Regions from separate parts of the Homo sapiens genome. Here region 1 is linked to region 2. The links are chromatin contacts, found by Hi-C or POLR2A ChIA-PET in ENCODE. All regions are on one chromosome and are shown on one strand. Each heading gives the region's core, a stretch centred on a gene start or an enhancer-like site at or near the end of the contact. The rest is flanking DNA. Distances are from core to core; before and after follow the strand shown. Region 1 has its middle 79 kb from the start of ZNF608. Region 2 has its middle 45 kb from the start of ZNF608.

Region 1 (6,530 bases), core at 2,369-4,868, 34 kb before region 2:
CAGTTCGAGTTTTTGTGTTGCTGATTTCCCATCTATGATGGTCAGTTTCAAGCTACCAAGGCAATGTCATTGCACACAGAGTTGGGGAAAGATGAAGCAGTACACCATTATATTACATTTCTATCATACACTTACAATAGATGGAGATAACCTCAAGAACATGGAAATAATTAAGAGGTGGTCGATTTTAATATATTATCTTTGTTTTAACATCATTTATTTAATTTAAAACTTGCATAATCTAATTTTGAAGAATGACTGTGTTTAACAATCAGCTCACCAAAATCCTAAAAATGGAAAATCAGTTCGTAGGAACAATCCATTGCACTAGTTGGCATGCTCCTGGTCTACGTAGTAGCCCTACAGATTTCTCCCACTGGAGAAATTACTAATGAACAAGCTGGTTCAGGCCAGCCCTATCATCATACCTGAACCAAAAAAAAAAAAAAAAGAGGAAACTCAATAAAATCCCTCTGATATAGAAAAAGAGCAGGGCATCCCTACCAGAGATAAGTACCAAAATCATCTAGGTGAAACTTTAGAGGATTTTAGAAATTTCGTGGTCCATTAACATTATGTAATTATTTCTAAGGTTGGCTAAATTTCATAGAAAAGAATGGTATTTCCACATACTTGTGCATTTTTATTTTAACTGACTGATAACAGACTTCAGCCAATTTTCTGGAGAAATGTGATAATATAGCTTACTCTATTTTTATATATGACACAAGGACTGACTTATTACCAAATTTATAAACTGAAATTTAAACAACTGAAGAAATCCATAATGTCTGGGATATTTTGTTAGTTCTATACAATTAGTTTGCAAATGAATTTCATATAATAAAATAAATCCATAATTAGGAATAAGAATAACTAGTTAAGAGACTGTAAATACTTCTCTAGTCTAAAGGAAAATTTATGTATCTATCGCTCTGTCAAAGGCTTCAAGTATAGTAACATTGTTTTTACTACGGATTTAGTAAGATTTGTTTTTGAGAGTCTGAACTTTATTTTGAAGAGTAATTAACTCTAAAATTGTGTCTATCCACAGAAGAAATGAATCTGAAAAGCAATTGTTCCTCTCTAAGCAAAAGGAACAATAATTGAACAAATATGCTTTTCCAGGTAGGTCAGCTTTGCCCCTCATTTTTTTCAGGATAGGCCCAAGGTAGAAATGTTCTTGTATTTAGTGAAGATTATGCCCCAAAAAGCTGCCACCAAAAAGCTGAGCTTCTAGAGAACCTCTATAACTACTCTCAAGATGAAAGAGGATCTAAGAAGTTTAGAAGATCCAGTGTAGACCCTCTCATGGAATTGACCAACACAAAATAATGCCACCAATATTCATGAAGATCTTTAGGGCCTTAGAAAGCAGGCGTGGCTCAACCTGTAATCCCAGCACTTTGGGAGGCTGAGGTGGGCAGATCACCTGAGGTCAGGAGTTCCAGAACAGCCTGGCCAACATGGAGAAACCCCATCTCTACTAAAAATACAAAGAAAATTAGCCAGGTGTAGTGGCGGGCGCCTGTAATCCCAGCTACTCGGGAGGCTGAGGCACAAGAATCGCGAAACTCCGTCTCAAAAAAAAAGAGAAAAGTCTGGTTTATTGAAGTAAAATTTACATCAAGAAATAATTTACCCTTTTGAAGTACACAATTTTATAAATTTTGACAAATGTACACAATTGTGTGACTAGTACCCTACTTCAAGCTTACTTCTTATTACTAGACCACACCACCTGTACTACATTACAAATAAAAATATTTTTAGGCCAGGCTCAGTGGCTCATGCCTTGTAATCCCAGCACTTTTGGCAGCCAAGGTGGACAGATCACGAGGTCAGGAGTTCAAGACCAGCTTGGCCAACATGGTGAAAACCCATCTCTACTAAAAATATAAAAAGTAGCCCGGCGTGGTGGCACGCACCTGTAATCCCAGCTATTCAGGAGGCTGAGGCAAGAGTATCACTTGAACCTGGGAGACGGAGGTTGCAGTGAGCCAAGATCATGCCATTGCACTCCAACCTGGGTGACAGAGTGAGACTCTGTCTCAAAAAAAAAAAAAATTTAATCCTATTACTATCTTATGAATAGCATAATTATGCTGCATTTGATATTTTGTGGGTAAAAGCATTTAATTTGTAAATATGTAAGTTTCTAAATTACTTTAATGTTTATAAGCCTGTCTTAGTCATTCTCCATTTTTAAGTTAAACCAAGTCTATCAAAAATACAAGGTAGTCTTGGTCTCTCTCCTGTGCTCAAATAACTTGGCCTAATTATGTGGTTGGCTTTACAGACAACTGAAAAACCGTGTATAAAGATTATGCATTTACTTTTTTACAGAAAGTTGAATTGTATGTCTCTTACACTACTCTTGCCATACTCCATCTCTCTCATCACCCTTCCCAAGTCTAACTAGCAAAAAGTTAAGTTACATAAAGTAATATTTTAAAGCTAGTGGGTCTGTGCATTCTAAATACACAAGACACTGGAATGGCCTATCAGTTCCTCTTCTCCCTCCCCATCCCCCACTTTTATTTTACTCTTTTGAGAATCAGTGAGGCCACACTTACTGAGTGTTACTGAGGCTTTTCAGGCCACTTGAATATCTACATCATAGCAATATTGCACCTCAAAGAAACTGTTCTCAGCATAGATGGGAAAAAAATCACTCACTTGAGCAAATGATCGGACAAAATTGTACAAAAACATTTTTAAAACTGCTAGGGTTTGAACATTTATCCCCTCTAAAACCCACATGGAAATTTAATTCCCAATGTGGCAGTATTGACAGGTGGAAATTTTAAGTTGATTGGGTTATAAGGGCTCTGCCATCCTTAATGGATTAATCTATGTATGGATTAATGGGTTCATGGATTAATGGGTTATCACTGGAGTGGGACTGGTGGCTTTATAAAAAGAGGAAGAGAGACCTGAGCTAGCATGCTCAGCCGCCTCACCATGTGATGCCCTGCACCACCTGGGGACTCTGTAGAGAGTCCTAGCAGCAAGAAGGCTCTCGCCAGGTGCAGCCCCTAGATCTTGGACTTCTTGGCCTCCATAATTATAAGAAATAAATTCATTTTCTTTATAATTTACCTAGTTTCAGGTATTCTGTTATAAGCAACAGAAAGTGGAAGAAAATACAAACAGTTGCAAGCATAGATAGTAGTGGAAAGATATATCTTTGTGGTGAATATTTCCCCAATTCAATTCTCAATGACTTCACAATGTGAATGGGTGCTGTGTACTTCAGCTTCCGTGTTTAATGTGCTTATTTGTAAGATGTAAATCATATATACCTCATGGGAGTTGTTCGCAAAATTCAATAAAAATAACCTGTTTACCAAGCAGAGCCCCTACCATGCAGAAGATACTAAATCAGTTATTTTCCTCTCGTCCTCCTTAAAAATTAGTTTCAAAATCCATTTCAAATATTCAAAGCTACTTGTAGACTCCAAAATCTACATTTAAATCAAGAAAACACGGTAAAAAGGTGGTCAATAATGCTGACCCTTAATGAAAGTACCACACTGTTTTGAGAGTATAGATCCCCTCTTCATGGATTTTGTGTCTCATAGCTTCTTATTGCAAGTAAACAAGAGCCTTTTGTGGTAATCTCTCCCACGTGAGCAATGGGAACAGATTGTTTTCAATCTAACACAAACAAGAAATTGCTTAAGTAAAGGTAGTGACTGTATGAATCATAAACCACTTTCTCAGATAACAGCCATTATGTAAGTCTGTGGATAAATTTGACAATTTTTATTTCATTGCCTTTTGACAGCCCTTTAGAAGGGTTTAAGAGAACAAGATCTGACTACAGCTTTCAAAAATTCATCACTGAATATTTGTTACCCTTGCTCCCTGTGATAGCTGAAGAACTAAGATAATGCCCTTCAAATGGAGATAAATTACAATCTTTCAAAAGATTATCACGGGCTTAATCGAGTTTGCTCCAGCAGCTGAACAGCCTGTGACCTTGTTAGTTACACAACAAACATATCTGTTACTTTATGTTTCTATAGGTAGCGGGGTAGAACCTTTAAACTACATGTTTTCTGTATATAAAATGACAGATTTTTTTAGATAAAACAGAAGATGTTTTATTTTAAAAGAATATACCAAGCTACTTCATATATTTAGTGTAATTTTTTAATGATTTGTGTTGAAATAACTTCAGAATTACCAAAAAGTTGAGAAAATAATATAAAGACTATATGGATACCTCTCACTCAGATTCCTCAAATGTTAAAATTTTATAGATGTGTAGTGTGATTTAAAAGAGGACGATGATTCCTGATTCAGAAACAGGAGTCTTGTATAATTCTGTGATAACATATTATATGTCTAATAAAGGCATAGGGATTTCACATTGAAAATAATTTAGGAGAATGTTAGAGAATCCACATTCTCAATTTCTTTGAAAGAAATCAACTGACAACTTTTACATATAAATGTAACTAACTGCAGGTGTATGAACACATCCCAGCATATGGTCCAGTTTATGAAAACTACAATACTACATCTTGGGAAATTAAAGTACTTTTATCCTGAATATAATGTTACAAATAGCATGGAAATCAGCACTTCGGGTGTTCCAGGATGTCAGCACATCAGCAGTTATACCAGAGTGCCAGCCTTCAACAGAAGGGAGGGAGAGTTTGAATGGAATTAATTATTAAATGGTAACATTTAATCCTAGATCCTTATTATGAGTGCCAAGAGAAAACATCTGTGGGTGCTTAGAACAGACAGATTTGGAGCATCCATACAGATTCTGCTAGGTTTGATGAAACCTCCCAGGGAACAAGGTGATTTGGGAAGCTAAACATTTATTCTCCCACTTACACTCATAACCTCTCTGGAAATAGATGAGTCCGTGGTACCAAGAATGACTTTATGACTTACCCCATGTGGCAGAGAAGAAAAGGAAAGGCGCTTCCTTTCCACTTTTGCCGTGTCAGGGCTATTTGAAACGAGTTCAGTGTCCATGGAAGAAAACTAAATATCACTGTATTGGACAATCTAGCAGCAGCTGCCATCTGTATGACAATATCCATTTATTCTGTTCCCTGCCACCTCTTGCATCTCTGTTGCAGTGTTCTTTTGTAAGTGTTCCTGACATTTTGTTTATCTTTCTTTTAAACATTCTGCCAAGATTATGTCTGAAAATGAGGGGAAAAAAAACCCTCCATTTTTCACTTGCTAAATCTGTTACAAGGGAAACAATTCAGTGCCATTCTCAAAATACTAAGGAGCTTTCAAGATACTGAAAATTCTCCAGTAAGTTGCCAAGCAAAATCAGGGCTAGAGTATAAATGTGAAAGGGACAAATAAGTTCTCATACATGATGCTAGTTGGATGGGATCAAACTCTTAATGGATGGCCTATTCTCTCCATTGTTTAAACGGCAGGCTTAAATAAAAACACATTTTCCCTCTTAGCCTCATAAGTAGACACATATATATAAACACTTTCTATACTTCTTAATGAAAGAGAGTCCTTTCTGAGGTACCTGAAGAAATTTAAAAATTTAGTATTAAAATTATTTTGATTCACAAATCATAATTGTGCACATTTATGGGGTACAATGTGATGTTTTGATATATGTACACAACATGGCATGATTAAATCAAACTGATTCACATATCCATCATCTACCTTCCCTATCATTTTTTATGGTGAGACGTATGAAATTTACTCTCCTAGTTATTATTAACTAGAGTCACCCTGCTGTGCAATAGATCTCAAAACCTAACTTCCCTGTCTCTCTGAAACTTTGTACCCTTTAATTAACAATTCCACATTTCCTCCATTCCCATCCTTTTACCCCACCCCAGCCGCTGGTAACCATAGTTCAACTTTATTGGATCCCACATATAAGTGAGATCATACAGTATTTGTCTTTCTGTGCCTGGCTTATTTCACTTAGCATAATGTCCTCTAGATTCATCCATGTTGTTGCAAATGACAGGATATCCCCCCCCCTTTTTTTTTAAGGCTGAGTAGTATTTCATTGTGTGTATATACCACATTTTCCTTATCCATTCATCCACTGATGGACACTAGGTCATTTCCATATCCTGGCTATTGTGAATAATGCTACAATGAACTTAGGTGTGCAGATGTTGCCTCAATATATTGATTTCACTTCTTTTGGATATGTACTCACAGGTGGGATTGCTGGATCATATGGTAGTTCTATTTTTAGTTTCTTGAGTACTCTCTAGATGACTGTTTTGATAAAATGTTTTTATGACTTCATAAATACAATCCAAGATCGTCTTACTTTGATTTAATTGATTCCAAACATTTGACAACAGAGTTTTTCCTTTTCTTTCTCTGGAGCACCTTGAAGACTCCCAGGGCATTAGAATTGCAGCAGCACTACCACAATGTTCATTTTGTTAGATTTGGATGATTCGCTCAGTGATGGATGCCCCAAATGTAGTGCTTAACCATTCCATGGTGAAAATGCTGCAATTTATCAACAGAAGGAAGTTTGTAAGGAAATCAAAGAAAAA
Region 2 (7,182 bases), core at 2,652-5,151:
TAAAAATAGAGAGTGAGATTAAGAAGATGGTTACACTTGGGAGTATGCTTTGGGGAAGGTGAAAGGAAAATGACTAGAGATAAATAAAAAGAATGCCAAGTGGTATTTAGTGTTCAAAGCTGGATATGCATGGGTCAATGTCTTAATTTTTTTTAGACTAACTAAATATCATGTTGACATATTCCAGGGTCTATAGCAATTAGAATGGAAGAAAATTGCTTTCTTTGTTCTTAAAATAATTTTATCCTTAAAAAGCTAAACTCAAGGCCAGGCGTGGTGGCTCATGCCTGTAATTCCAGCACTTTGGGGGACTAAGGCAGGCAGATCACGAGGTCAAGAGATCAAGACCATCATCCTGGCCAACACAGTGAAACCCCATCTCTATTAAAAATACAAAAATTTCATGGTGGCCTCATGCCTGTAATCCCAGCACTTTGGGAGGCCGAGGCGGGTAGATCACGAGGTCAAGAGACTGAGACCATCTTAGCCAACATGGTGAAACCTCGCCTCTACTAAAAATACAAAAAATTAGCTGAGCGTGGTGGTGGACACCTGTAGTCCCAGCTACTCAGGAGGCTGAGGCAGGAGAATCACTTGAACTCGGGAGGCGGAGGTTGCATTGAGCCGAGCTTGCACCACTGCACTCCAGCCTGATGACAGAGTGAGACTCCATCTCAATAAACAACAACAACAACAACAACAAAATTTAGCCGGGCGTGGTGGCGCATGCCTGTAGTCCCAGCTACTCGGGAGTCTGAGGCAGGAGAATTGCTTGAACCTGGGAGGCAGGGCTTGCAGTGAGCCGAGATCACGCCACTGCACTCCAGCCTGGCCACAGAGTGAGACTCTGTCTAAAAAAAAAAAAAAAAAAAAAAAAAAAAAATCTAAATTCAAAGAACCGAAAAAACAAAACAGAAGTAGCTAGCAAGCTTCTGAGTCATTGCTTGAAAGTATGGCAGATTCTGAAATAGGTATCCTTCTCAGGTCAATAGGTTAAAGACTAGTCTGTGTTAGATTGGTTCAGATACCCTGCAGTATTCCCAAGGATTTGATTCTAAAACTTAGCAATACCAGAAGATACAATTATTACACAACTCCATGAGCTCTGATAACTGAAGCGTTTTGTGAATCTCTGACAGGTAAGTTGCAAGTGAATAAAAGCAATGTAATCAGATTTCCTGAAAATGTTACATATTCCTGCAAAATTAGTTTTACAATAAGCACTCTTGTAATAGCCAATTGGGCAAATAGGCTTATTCAATTTAACAAACATTTACTAGGCACAACTGAGTGGGAAGCGCAATGCTAGACAAAGCATTACCCCCTACAGGGGCTAACCTTCATGGAGGGCTTACTATGCACCAAGTACTGTTCTAAGTTCTCCACAAGTGTCCGTCTCAATAAGTGCTTAAAACAACCTTATGAAATAGGTCTAATCCCAAGTGTACAGAAAAGGCAACTGAGGTGTGCTGGTCACTCTCTGCTTTTCTGAGGCTCAGGGCAGTGAAAGGCACACTTAGAGGAAGAGCAATCTGTCTCTCCTTGTTTATCCCACACTCACTGTAAAAGCTTTAGTAAGGAAAGGGAGCTCAGAAGTTGCCAGAGGAAAAAAGTGAACTCTTACATAAAGTCTAGATGTTGAGAAAATGGACCAATTCTTATTATTGTATCATATTAAATCATATCATATCATATCATATCAGATTATCTCTTTTTTTTGTTGTTTTGTTTTTTACTTCTTTTGAGACAATGTCTTGCTCTGTCACATAGGCTGGAGTGCAGTGATGTGAACACGGCTCATTGCAGCCTCAATCTCCCAGGCTCAAGCAATCCTCCTGCCTCAGTCTTCTGAGTAGCTGAGGCCACAGGTGTGCACCACCACAGCTGGCTATTTTTTGTTTGTTTTTTATTTTCTGTAGAGATGAGGTCTTGTCATGTTGCCCAAGCTTGTCTTGAACTCCTGGGCTCAAGCAGTCCTCCTGCCTTGGCCTCCCAAAGTGCTGGGATGAGAGGCATGAGTTACTGCACCTGGCCAAGATTATCTTGATTGTCATAAAGATATATTTAGAAGTGTCACAAGCAGCCTTGGAAAAAAAATTGTCTTGTTAACTATATTGGTTAATGGGTAACTGCTACACATAACGTAATCTTTGTTTTAACCTTAAATGTTTGACGGTAGTGTGAGTGCTTCTGATGAGGACATGGAAGTGAATGTGTAAAAAGCATGTGATCGGCCGGGCGCGGTAGCTCACACCTGTAATCCCAGCACTTTGGGAGGCCGAGGTGCGCGGATCACAAAGTCAGGAGATCGAGACCATCCTGGCTAACACGGCGAAACCCCGTCTCTACTAAAAATACAAAAAATTAGCCGGGCGTAGTGGCGGGCGCCTGTAGTCTCAGCTACCGGGAGGCTGAGGCAGGAGAATGGCGTGAACCCAGGAGGCGGAGCTTGCAAGTGAGCCAAGATGGCGCCACTGCACTCTTGGCCTGGGTGACAGAGGGAGACTCCGTCTCAAAAAAAAAAAAAAAAAAAAGCATGTGATCATCCACATTTTATCTCAGGCTCCTTAAAAAGAGGAAAAGGAACTTATGTCTACTAAAAATTATTGTGTGTGAATGTCCTACAAGAGTTCTAGGAGTTACTCTACTATCAAGATGTTTAGGAATTTGTCCATATTGAACAACATTCCTTCCTTAAAATGTCTGGCTATCATTCCATATCATTGTTGATTTCAGATTATTTAAACTCCATCAAAAACACGTCAGCTACCACTTGCAGCCTCAAGACTATACAGTTGTCCCTCAGTATCTATGTGGAATTGTACCAAAATCTGCACATGCTCTGTCCCTTGCACAGAATAACCTAGTATTTGCATATAACTTACACACATTCTCTCATATACTTTAAGTTATCTCTAGATCACTTATAATACTTAATACAATGCCTACACATCACCACATTCACGTGAATTCAACACAATGCTCGGCGGGTGGCAAATTCAACTTTTGCTTTTGGCAATTTTGTGGGTCTTTTTTTCCCCAACATTTTCAACCCGAGGTTGATTAAATCCATGGATGTGGAACCCAGGAATGTGGAGGACCAACTGCATACACAGATGTTACACCATTTTTAGAGAAAAGCTTGTACATTTTCAAAAAGTATTTGTGGTTAGTTTATTAACATTATTTAAATAATAACACAACCAGAGTTGATTTGCTGCCACTACCTTGGAAATATTTAAACATTATTAAAACTAAGCTACACATTCTAGTTTTATCTCTAAAATTAATGCTTTTAGGCTCAATTTATGCCTGTCAACAAGTAATGATCATAGATGTGAGCTGGCTCATAATCCAGAGGTACTAGGTTACAATGTGTTACCATGGAAACTGTGTTTTATTGCATTCTCTCTTCTTGATTTAAGGCATTTGACAATCATAGCAACTGTTTGCCAGTCTTCTCACATCATAAAAAATTCAAAACCACAAACAACCAATAGAAAAAAAAAAAGAAAAAAAGAAGGAATATCCTCTACTGTTCTCAGACCCCTCTAGAAACATAAAAAGGAAATGACAGCCTTATATTTAACACGAACCTTTTGTGAATAGTTTATCTCTTAGAAAGTCTAAATGTGTTGGAAAATTCAATCAGTGGTTAGTCATCGAATGGACCTGTCTGCCTATGGTTCATTTTGTTTATTGCATCATATATCTTTTATGATCACTGGGACTTTAGCCTGAAACAGCATTTTCTTTAACAAGGACCGTGTTTCCTTTAACGTTGTTTATTGCATCTGAAACATTACTCTTTGAAATCATGGTACATTTTCCATCGAGCAAAGGTCTGCAACCGAATCTTGCATGAATGTGTTTATTCAGGAGCTAGAGCAGAGGGGGAAAAAAAAAACCACCTTATCCAGTTCATGTAACATTAATCACTTTGCCAGTGTTCAGCTGAGGTCATTGCCACATTCCTAGCAGTATTAAGGCAAGTCAAGATTAATCACATACATTAAACCTTGGAAGGGGAGCACGTGAAAGGGATCTCAAATTAGACATGTCTTAAAAGACAGAGAAGGGACTGTAGCTAAATGGGTTTACCTTGCTGCAGTCTGTCTTGGATATAACTTGCTCGCTTTTACCACATGTAGTCATACAACTGCTATGAATCTGTAGGCCTTTTTCCTATTTCTGAAAGCTTATAAGTCAAATTTAAGGTCTTTCTGAGCATTCAAAATAAAGACTCATTCACCAAACATCTTTTAGTACATACTAAACACCAGGCACCTGCTAGGAGCTGTCCATGCCAAGATGAATGAGACATAGCCCTCCCTCTCTCTGCCTCCTCCAATAAGTGCATAACCCAACCAGGAGCACTAATACCACTAATACCATGTGCACTGGGAACATGATTTGGTGTGAGTACAGAAGGGAGAATGGCTGATTGTGATGGGAAATCAGAAAACACCGAAGTTAACTTCAGACAGGGAGAAAGATGAGAAAAGCAATCTAGACATAGGAAACAACATAAAGCCTTAGTGAGTGTTCATAGACTGATGAGTAATCTGTTGGGGCTGGGGCAGAAAGCAAGACTGTGTAGGAGAGTTGGAAGGCGTGGTAGAAGATGAGATTGTACAGTATCTTGGAGCCAGATTGCAAAAGTCTTTGAACATGTACTTTATTCTAAAAGGAATGAGAAAACTGTGAAGAATTTGAAGCAGAAAAGTTAGAATAATCAGATTGTATTGGAAAATGATTATTTGGGGCAAAGGCAGGTTGGATGGCAGATTAGTTGGTAAGAAACTAGAATCACTGTCTCCAAAGTGGAAGAGAGTACAAGTCATCCAGAAAAGCCGTGATAACAGCTTAAACCCATAGAGTGGAGAGAAACACTGTGGAGCCAGATATGACAGAACTAGTCAATAGAGTTCCGGAAGGGAGCCAGAGGGTGGACGGTGGAGCAAAAGGAATCTAAGAAGATGCCAAGGGATTTGGTTGTGTCAAATAAGCAGATGATAATGCCATGGACCAAGGCATGGAAGGTCATGGGAATGGTGATTTCTGTTAGGATGTTATGGCACTCATGAGTGACAACAGGGCTGGATACATTGATTTGGGGGTCATCAACTTATTCTTGATTGTTTAAGTCATAGAGGAAGATAAGACTATTACAGGCAAAAAAGTAGAAAAAGAAGGAGAGAGAGTCCAGGGAATATTTTATGGGAGAAAAACTATTTCCCATTTTTTTGTGATAGTTTTTACATTAAGAAAAACATTAGAGGCTTGAGGAATTTTTATGTTTTTTTTTTCTATTTACAAAGTAAACTTGAGACATAGAATAATAATTTCTTAAAGACAAAATTTGAGAATAAATATTAGATTGAAAATATTTTATATTGGTTGCTTATATATAATGCAATCTGTATTTAAGATGCTAGTGGGCTCATATTTATAGAGTAATGTTTCACATAAGAGGCTAACATTATTTTGAACCATTGCAGCTTTAAATGTTCATAATATGCATATTTAAATATGTGCTTATATTGTAGGTGACAGATTTATACACTTCCCATGTCAACCATCCTACACTTTCATTAAAGATTTGCTTATTTTTAAAAATACATTTTATGCTCCCATAAAAAGAGGAAATTAAATCGTAAAAATACACACAAAGTTAGTGTTTACAGTCTAACTACTACTGACGCAAGAACCATCTGAGTCAGTGTTGTCTTTCCCCAGTTGAGTGTGGAGAGAAGGCCCAGGTTAACAGCTTAGTCTCTGCTGATGGAGATTTGAATTGCAATGACTGAATTTTCACTTAAACCTAAATATAACAAATGTGAAGTACGAAAGTATGATCTTCTAATAGAGCAGAAGACTGAAATCATATTCATCCGTGCTTTGCCTCATCTTTGTTAATACTGAAAATTAAGAACTGTTAATCATCCAGTAGCAAGAAACCATTGGAAAAATAATAATTTTATGTTAAATTCAGAAGGAAGATTTATACTTTTCAATGAGTTTTCTGTGAACTCATACAATAATTCATTCATTCATAAGTACTCACCAAGCAGCCATAATGTGTCAGATGCTATGAGTGGATAGAAGTTGGTGACACAGGCTGGGCGTGGTGGCTCACGCCTGTAATCCCAGCACTTTGGGAGGCTGAGAAGGGCAGATCACGAGGTCAGGAGTTGGAGACCAGGCTGACCAACATGATGAAACCCCGTCTCTACTAAAAATACAAAAATTAGCCGGGCATGGTGGCGTGCGCCTATAATCCCAGCTACTTGGGAGGCTGAGGCAGGAGAATCGCTTGAACCCAGGAGGAGGAGGTTTCAGTGAGCTGAGATCGCGCCACTGCACTCCAACCTGGGTGACAGAGCAAGACTCTGTCTCAAAAACAAACAACAAACAAACAAACAAAAAAGAGAAGATGGTGACACAATCCTTGCACTCAAAGAGTGAATACTCTACTCTTTGGGAAAGGATAAGATAAATTCTTAGGTTGCCATTGTGATTGGCTGGACACACTGTGTTTTGCACAACTTCAGGGGGACCCATTTACATATAGATTACAATGTAGCCCCGAAGAGACTCTAACCCTGCCTTAAACCAATTGGCATACCCATCTCCCTGGCTACAGTGAAGAGCTCAGGGATGAATGTGTGACCCAATCAGAGCCAATGAGATGTGAAGAGATGTTTGCTGAGACTTTGGGAAAAAGAAGCTCCCTCACTCTTCCTGAGAGCTCCCAAAAGGAGCTCATGGTTAATGTGGTGTAAGGATGTGAAATCAGAAATTGCTTTGGGTGTTCTGCAACCAGAAGTCATGAGCTTGGAGTTGTTGAGGTCTGTCATGTGGAACCTGAAGAGAAAGGCAGAAACAAGGCAGGCAGAATGGAGGGAAGGAGCACTCAGCCCCTTAGCGACATCACTGGAACAGTAGGTCAAGTCTCCTCCAAAGTCAAAACTATTTTGGCTAGGCTCGGTGGCTCATGCCTGTAATCCCAGCACTTTGGGAGGCCAAGGCAGGCAATTGACGAGGTCAGGAGATTGAGACCATCCTGGCTAACACCGTGAAACCCCGTCTCCACTAAAAATGCAAAAAATTAGCCGGTTATGATGGCACGTGCCTGTAGTCCCAGCTACTGGGGATGCTGGAGGAGGAGAATCACTTAAA

The links. A loop is a pair of places that touch in the nucleus more often than their neighbours do. ChIA-PET counts read pairs that join two places held with the same protein, here RNA polymerase II (POLR2A). Pooled maps may share reads with other maps.
Region 1: POLR2A ChIA-PET joins it to region 2 with 28 read pairs in MCF 10A. The contact joins two enhancer-like sites. A Hi-C loop is called at or near these places in 1 of 168 maps with a recorded cell type or tissue (astrocyte of the cerebellum), 3 of 37 single-sample maps with no recorded cell type and 1 of 50 pooled maps. POLR2A ChIA-PET finds 5 or more read pairs at or near these places in 5 of 52 experiments (A549, GM12878, HEK293T and 2 more).

Annotation. Positions count from the first base shown.
Region 1 is chr5:124,822,149-124,828,678 of GRCh38, reverse strand. No RefSeq gene overlaps it. Among named protein-coding and RNA genes, the nearest start is that of ZNF608, 79 kb to the right of the region's middle. Within about 2 kb of position 3,618, at least 2 of the 41 ENCODE cell types and tissues checked have a DNase peak (open chromatin) inside an H3K27ac peak, as active enhancers do.
Region 2 is chr5:124,787,841-124,795,022 of GRCh38, reverse strand. No RefSeq gene overlaps it. Among named protein-coding and RNA genes, the nearest start is that of ZNF608, 45 kb to the right of the region's middle. Within about 2 kb of position 3,901, at least 3 of the 41 ENCODE cell types and tissues checked have a DNase peak (open chromatin) inside an H3K27ac peak, as active enhancers do.